3 separate regions of the Homo sapiens genome follow, and regions 1 and 2 are each linked to region 3. The links are chromatin loops, found by intact Hi-C in ENCODE. Cell type or tissue: dorsolateral prefrontal cortex. All regions are shown on one strand. Region 1 overlaps MELK (maternal embryonic leucine zipper kinase). Region 2 overlaps ZCCHC7 (zinc finger CCHC-type containing 7). Region 3 holds the start of LOC105376035 (a long non-coding RNA gene).

Evidence for each region. A loop is a pair of places that touch in the nucleus more often than their neighbours do. Peaks named below come from ENCODE experiments on the same cell type or tissue, not always from the same donor. Only the 100,000 strongest peaks of a DNase experiment are listed, where the experiment ranks them.
Region 1: it touches region 3 in a loop (7-fold over the local background); 2 of 110 quality-filtered maps call a loop at or near these places.
Region 2: a loop joins it to region 3, with 3 times the contacts of the local background. A loop is called at or near these places in 4 of 110 quality-filtered maps.

Annotation. Positions count from the first base shown.
Region 1 is chr9:36,624,455-36,626,954 of GRCh38, reverse strand. All of the region lies in intron 8 of MELK (maternal embryonic leucine zipper kinase), which reads right to left. Among named protein-coding and RNA genes, the nearest start is that of MELK, 53 kb to the right of the region's middle. In dorsolateral prefrontal cortex, no CTCF peak of the experiment used is centred here; a DNase peak (open chromatin) is centred at 1,514.
Region 2 is chr9:37,353,829-37,356,328 of GRCh38, reverse strand. ZCCHC7 (zinc finger CCHC-type containing 7) reads right to left here. Exons shown (of 9, transcript NM_032226.3): 8 at 1,505-1,619. Among named protein-coding and RNA genes, the nearest start is that of LINC01627, 40 kb to the left of the region's middle. In dorsolateral prefrontal cortex, no CTCF peak of the experiment used is centred here; no DNase peak of the experiment used is centred here.
Region 3 is chr9:37,403,702-37,406,201 of GRCh38, reverse strand. LOC124902154 (a long non-coding RNA gene) reads left to right here. Exons shown (of 4, transcript XR_007061481.1): 4 at 697-996. It overlaps LOC105376035 (a long non-coding RNA gene), which reads right to left and starts at 761. Exons shown (of 4, transcript XR_007061479.1): 1 at 1-761. In dorsolateral prefrontal cortex, no CTCF peak of the experiment used is centred here; no DNase peak of the experiment used is centred here.

The DNA of each region.
Region 1 (2,500 bases), 780 kb after region 3:
TGGAGTTTCACTCTTGTTGCCCAGGCTGGAATGCAATGAGTGATCTTGGCTCACTGCAGCCTCTGCCTCCCGGGTTCAAGCAATTCTCCTGCCTCAGCCTGCAGAGTAGCTGGGATTACGGGTGCCTGCCACCACCCCCAGCTAATTTTTTGTATTTTTAGTAGAGATAGGGTTTCACCATGTTGGTCAGGCTGATCTCGAACTACTGACCTCAGGTGATCCGCCCGCCTCAGCCTCCCAAAGTGCTGGGATTACAGCCGTGAGCCACCATGCCCGGCCTCTTGGGCTGCTATTTCTTGAGGCCCAATAACAAGATATAGATGAACTGGGGAGGAAGAGTTTTTATTTCTGTAACCAGCCACAGGGAAAAGGCCTGGAAATTATCACCAGACCAACTCAAAATTACAAAGTTCTCCAGAGCCTATACACCTTCTAAGCTATATGTCTACGTGTAAGTGTGCATTTATCTAAAAACGTAAGTGACTAACTTCTTTTAAGCTATAACTAAGGTCTGAGTCCCGAAGACCTTCTGGAGCCTCAGTAAGTTTACTTAATCTAAATGGGTCTAGGTGCTAGGGTGATTACCCTTATCTTGTATCCTGCTAAATCATAAAGGTTTGGGGAGTTCCTTTAGACTCCAAAGAAATTGTTTGTGCTTTCTTCAGACCCCCAAAAAATTTGTTTCATCCTAAAAGGGTCCTGAGAAGAATTCCTTCGTTATCTTGTCATGCTTCAAGGCCCTGGAAAAGCCTAGGCAAAACTCTTGGTGGGCTCTTTGTTACATTCCAGCCTTGGTATAAGGGCACTGGCTCAATCAGCTTTTAGTGTATAACCTAGCCACTCAGTCAGTGCTGGGACAGTTGTAATGGAGGCCTGCATTAGTGAGACCTGGCCTGCCACACTTGCACTTATATTTCTAACCTAGAACCCTTATTCAGTGCATTTTGTCTTTCATTCATTTTGGAGGCCCTCTGGAGTTTGTCATAGACCAATTCCTAATTATATCATAAACAATTCTGCGATGAATGTAACCCTTCATAATTTTTTCTTTTTTTTTTTGAGATGAAGTCTCACGGCACAATCTTCGCTCACTGCAACCTCTGCCTCCAGGGTTCAAGCCATTCTTCTGCCTCAGCCTACTGAGTAGCTGGGATTACAGACATGCACCACCATGACTGGCTAATTTTTGCATTTTTAGTAGAGACAGGGTCTCATCATGTTGGCCAGGCTGGTCTTGAACTCCTGGCCTCAGGTGATCCACCCGCCTCAGCCTCCCAAAGTGCTGGAATTACAGGCATGAGCCACCTAGCTGGCTCAAAGTTTGTTTTTGAACTACAGCAATGAAGCCTTGAATTTATTTCTCCCCTACCACGCTTCATCTACAGCCAACTGGACCCCAATCTGAAGGCTCACTGCTGCCTGGGCTCCATGCCTATCCCTGGGAAGGAGGGGTTTTAGATGCTCTAGCCAACTCTCTGGGACTCAGCAGTAGTGAGTCACAGTTGCTGCATGACTGGCCCTGACCTACTTGGCCCCACTCTCGTATCTGAGCTTTACTTTATTCCTGAGACCCAGGCTTTTCGTGATCCCAGTCCTGAGGACTTGCCTTGTTCTCTTTCTTGGCAAACTGCTTATTTGCCCGGTCTCAAATATTTCAGCTTGCTCTTGCCAGGGTCCCATAGAGAGTGGAGATCAGCTTGGAACAAAGAGCTTCCTATGTGCTGATCAAAAGGCCGTGAGCTGCCTGAGTCTCTGATCACAGCCTGCTCCTAGAGTGTCCTCTATCAGCTTCATTCCCTGTACTCTGGGTGGTCTTCCCTCTGCTGTTTGCAAAGCCGTTTGCTGCTTACTCTCTGGACACTATCTGTACTGGGTTGAACAGTATCCCTCCAACTGCACAAGAATGGATTTCTGTTGTTTTAACCCATCACTCTCCAGTATTTTGTTACAACAACCCTAGGAAACTCATACACTATCTATGAGGGTTTAGCTGCTTCACATCACCTCCCCCATACCAGCATCTGTCCACCTCAAGGACAAGTCTGATTCCAGGTTTCAGCCCTTTCTGGTCTGCTCCAACACACAAATAACAGGCCCATAACCAGATCTATCATAATAAAAAAGACATTATGCCTTTAAATTCTGAAACTATCATAATAGGAGACATTATGCCTTTCAATTCTGAAAAGTACTCTTAACTAAAAGTAGGAGTACTCCACAGAAACCAAATGTAAAAATAAATACTCAGACCAAAGTACTAAATAAAGAGAGCTCTACCATACTGATTCCAAATTCCTCTTTGCCTTTTTATCACCCCTTTTTATCAACCTATTTTGAATTCTTAAAGTATCTTTTAATAGATTCCCCTGTGCTTTGCTATAAGCTGGCACCATGGAAGCAATCCTATCCAGAAAGAAGCAGAGAAAACAAGTGAATGAGAAGTGTGGTGTTTGGCACATTGGAACAGGAATGGATTGGAGTCATATATTATATTTGAATC
Region 2 (2,500 bases), 50 kb after region 3:
GTGAGTGCACGTGAGTGCGGGTATCTTAGAGGTTTTAGTGATAAAGCTGATGTTAATGTTTTGTCAGAGCTTGACACGCTTAATACGGATCTCTGATAGTGATTCTGATACGGGTAGGTGGGAGATGAGGTTACAGTGAGAGATGAAAACTAGCAGTCAATAGAATCTTTAAAGATTAAAAAAGTGGCCAATAAAAACTTTTAGCATAGACTTTTATTATAAAAATTTCAAAGGATCATAGTGAACACCTCAAAGTGGATTTATGCTACAGACGTCGATACAACTAGCTAAAAAAAAACCAAAATGGGTTTTCTCTAATTATAAGTTATAACTGCTCATTATAGAAAACCTGGAAAAAACAGAAAAGTACAAAGAACATAAAAAACAGAAAGCACATATAATCCTTTAATCTAGAGATGACATTTTCATGCAATTCTTTTTAATCTCTAATTTGGTTGCCTAATCATAATCTACAACTACTATAACTTCTCCACACAGCTGACCCTTGCACAATGAGTTTGAACTACGTGGGTCCACTTAAATGTGGATTTTTTCAACCAAATGAGGATTGAAAATACACCATTCCACAGATTAGAAACTTGTGTATACGAACGGCTACTTTTTCCTATAATCAGGTTCTGCAGAGTCAACTATGGGACATAAGTAAGTGCAGATTTTGGTAAATGAGGAGGCTCCTGGAACCAATATCCAGGGATAGCTGTAGATGACATACATTTTATATTAAATATGTAAAATATGCAGGAGCTGGGAGAGTAATAACTCTATTTTCCTCAGAATTAGTACCTTCATTTTGGAAAGGTCCTGAACTAAGAATCCAGAAGAGTAAAAGGCCAAAAGAGTCAGAAAATAAGGTATAGAACAAACTAAAAAAATACAGAACTGTTTTGTTTTTAAAGCAAGAAAGATAACTTGGAAAACCACCTTGAAGTGAATAACAAGAAAGAACAGAGGTAGAGAAAACTTAAATGATAAGATATTAATTTGGTGATAAAGAACAATGTTTGCAACAGTAAGTACAGAAACCACAGAGGTGGTTGTGAACTTGGAGCTCTGCTTGCAGCGGTGGCCTCTAACAAATGACTTCTTCAGGGAAGCTCCAGGAATAACTTAGCAGGAAAGCCTTTCTTTCCATAAAAAAATACTGGAGAAATACAAATGGAAAAAAAAATAATTACCTGTCAAACAGAAAAATCTCAAAGGAGCCTTTAAAAACTCTGCCTATATAGATGGACAGCAATATTTTCTGGACATTTCCTAAAATGATCACTGTAAAAAAATGTTTACTGTGAGGAGATTGCAACATGGGATTATTTCTGAAGTGGGTGCTTGGTTTCTGGAGATCAAGAAAGTTCCAGTCTCTTTGGTAATTACTAAAAATACTTTCTATGCTAACCAATGACCCCCAAAGCAGGCAAAGACAGTACAAACAAAGAAATTTAGAAACTACTGCAAATGTGATCTAACAAGAAGTCTAGCAACATACCTTTTATTTTTTGTTTTAGTCTCTTTTCTCTCTCCTGAATTTCATATTTGTCATCATAGTAGCAGATGAATGGAGATACTGGAGACGGGTCATACACTTCTCTTTCTGGACATTCCTATAAATTGTATGTAAAATTATGATGTCACATGGTCACACTGTTCAAAAACCTTTTTGCAAGATTCTGGAGCATGTTAATTAGAAATGAGCCCCATGTCACTGGTACCTCATGTGGTGGCTGTAGGATATGGTCCTTGCTGGGGTGTTGGGAGGGTCACCCAGCCCTAAACCCCACTGTGTTATGATATTCTTTCAAGCTTGAGTTTTCTTCCCTTACTTCTTTACCTATGAAACCCTTCGTATCTTTTTTCAGCCTTTTCTGCCTAACTCCTTTCACAGTCTGAGGTAGCAGCCTTGCCGCTCTGTTAGTGGGTTTATGTTATTCGGCCTCATGTTAGTATTACTCCTTTGCTTGTCCATCACTTCCAACAGCCTTCTATCAAGTTCTTTTCCATCTCTTCTTCCTATCCCCAAAATGTGGGTATAAGTTCTAAGCCCTTTGATCTTTTTTTCTAGAGACAAATGGTTTGCAAGCTTATTTTAACTCAACATTCACTGCTTATAGGGGTAGTGATTCTTAACGGTGGGGGGTAGGTTGGTGGTAGGTTATGCCTAGTTTAAAATTGTTCCTAGGTAATTGTGAGACACCCCAAAAGAAGTTTCTCTTCTTGCTTCCGCCACCCAAGTTGAAATCCCTACTCTTACTCATTTTCCCAGGACAGCTTCCTACTCTCATGACTCTGGCCTCTACCCAGCTAGTATTTCCCAAATCCATAGGCTTTGGCCTGAACCACTCACCACATAGCAGGCTTTTGTTTATCATGATCTGTGACACAGATCCATTCAGCATGTTTGAAATCTTTTCTTTTGGAACTTTCCCCTTTCTGCCTCTGCCATCTTGCCTAAAAGTTACTTTAAAATGTTGTTTCTTAGCTAAGT
Region 3 (2,500 bases):
TTTTTTTTTTTTTTGAGATGGAGTCTTGCTCTGTTGCCCAGGCTGGAATGTAGTTGTGCAATCTCAGCTCACTGCAAACTCCACCTCCCAGGTTCAACCAATTCTCCTGCCTCAGCCTCTTGAATAGCTGGGATTACAGGCGTCGTGCCACCAGGCCTGGTTAGTTTTTGTATTTTTAGTAGAGACAGAGGTTCACCATGTTGGCTGGGCTCGTCTCGAACTCCTGACCTCAGGTGATCCACCATCCCACCCCGCCGCGGCTTCCCAAAGTGTTGGGATTACAGGCATGAGCCACTTTGCCCAGCCGCATGAACTCTTTAGAACAGTATTCTGATCCTTTTGATTATCAGGTTGAAAAGCCATAGAAACAATTTATATGCTTTAACCAATTATTTCCTCTGGGATTTATCCCAGAGAAATAATTTTTTTAAAGCAAACCAAAAATATAAGTGTTGGGGTACAGAAAATGATTCCCCAAAATGTGGCACTTGGGCATGCTGAGTGCTTTTGAAAACTGAAAGGCCTCACAAATAAGCCTCAGCATCAAGGCCTCTCTAACCTTGTCTCGTTCTCTCCCTCTCACCCCTCAAGTCCTTGGAGGGACTCTCTGGAATTTCCTTATCTGACCTAGAAAGTGTCTTGCCAAAAGAAACACATTTGCCTTCTGTCCGTCTGATACCCCATTATCCACTGCAGAAAAGAAGCCGGAAGAAAAGAAGTCAGAAGTCCAACCACAGCTGGATGGACTTTTCCACAACATAATGTCTGCCTCTCAGACTCATTCCATTCACAAGTTGATTTCTGTCTCCCTGATCCATTCATTCTCCTTAATAATCATTTACTGCTCCTCAAAACAATGCTCTATGTTTCCCATCTCCTCGCTCCCCTGGGAAAAAGAGTACATAAGCTTCTGTACCCCATTGGGGGATTGGGGTAATCACACTGTAATTCTCTCCCATGAATGTTAATAAATGTGTATCCTTTTTCTCCTACTAATCTGCCTTTTGTCAGGTGATTTTCAGTGAACCTTCAGAAGGAAAAGGGGAAGTTTTCCCTTCACCCATATGCAGGCATGTAAAGATGTTCATTGCAGTGCTGTTTATAGCAGAGAAAATGGCAAACACAATCAAACAATAGGGGGATAGTTAAGAAAAAAATGCACAGTTGCAGTTAGACTGGTCTCTACCGGCAGGGAGGTTTTTTTTCACCCTTTTTGATTCTCACAGCAGCCCTATGATGTAGACAAAACCGGGTTCACATTTATTCTCCCCATTATTCATGGGGGTGGGGGCCAGGATGCAGACTGAGTTTTGAGAAATTCTGGGCAGAGCTTCCAACAGGGAATCAGATTCTGAACTGGGACAGCTCCCAGGTGTCCTAAAGCGGAATCCAGAGCTGACTCACAGCAGCGTGTGTCTGACAGGGGGATCCAGCGGCAAGTCCCTACTCTTGGATAAAGATGAAACCACCTTTGCGAAAATTATGACAGAGGCCGGGCACGGTGGCTCACACCTGTTATCCCAGCACTTTGGGAGGCCAAGGCAGGCGGATCACCTGAGGTCAGGAGTTTGAGACCAGCCTGGCCAATATGGTGAAACCCCGTCTCTACTAAAAATATGAACAAATTAGCTGGGCAGGTGCCTGTAATCCCAGCTACTTGGGAAGCTGAGGCAGGAGAATCGCTTGAACCTGGGAGGTGGAGGTTGCAGTGAGCCAAGATCGCACCACTGCACTCCAGCCTGGGCAACAAGAGCGAAGCTCCAACTCAAAAAAAAAAACAACAAAAAAATTATGACAGAGAAAGAGATCTGACCTAACCAACTCCATCTTGCCTTTAACCTCCAAGCTGCCCTGTTCATTCCTGGGCATAGGCTGAACTTAGTTTATAGTTTAACTTTGAAACAAAGATGCTAACAGCCCTTTCCCTAAACAAACCCCTTCCTGCCTGAGGACCAGACTGTCTTTGTAAGACTAACAGGTTAGCCATAAGATTTGAAATTATGGTTTAGGAGTCACGCAGCTGGCTACAAGATTCTGAACCTTCCCAGTTCCTCCTAGGGATAACATCGCGATTGTAAAACCTAAGATTGGCACTTGAGGTATTTCTCAGACCCTGCACTGCTGATGCACTCTGATGCACAAACTGGTGCCACCCAGGCCTGTAATCTGGCTCAACCAGTTCTGCGATCCTACCCAGGAACAGAAGACAGCAAGAATCCACTTCAGGCGGATGATTCACGCCTGTAATCCCAACACTTTGGGAGGCCGAGGTGGGCAGATCATTTGAGGTTAGGAGTTCGACACCAGCCTGGCCAACATGGTGAAACCTCATCTTTACTAAAAATACAAAAATTAGCCGGGCATGGTAGCGCATGTCTGTAATCCCAGCTACTTGGGAGGCTGAGGCAGGAGAATTGCTTGAACCCGGGAGGCAGAGGCTGCAGTGTGCCGAGAACGCGCCACCACACTCTAGCCTGGGTGACAGAGGGAGACTCTATCT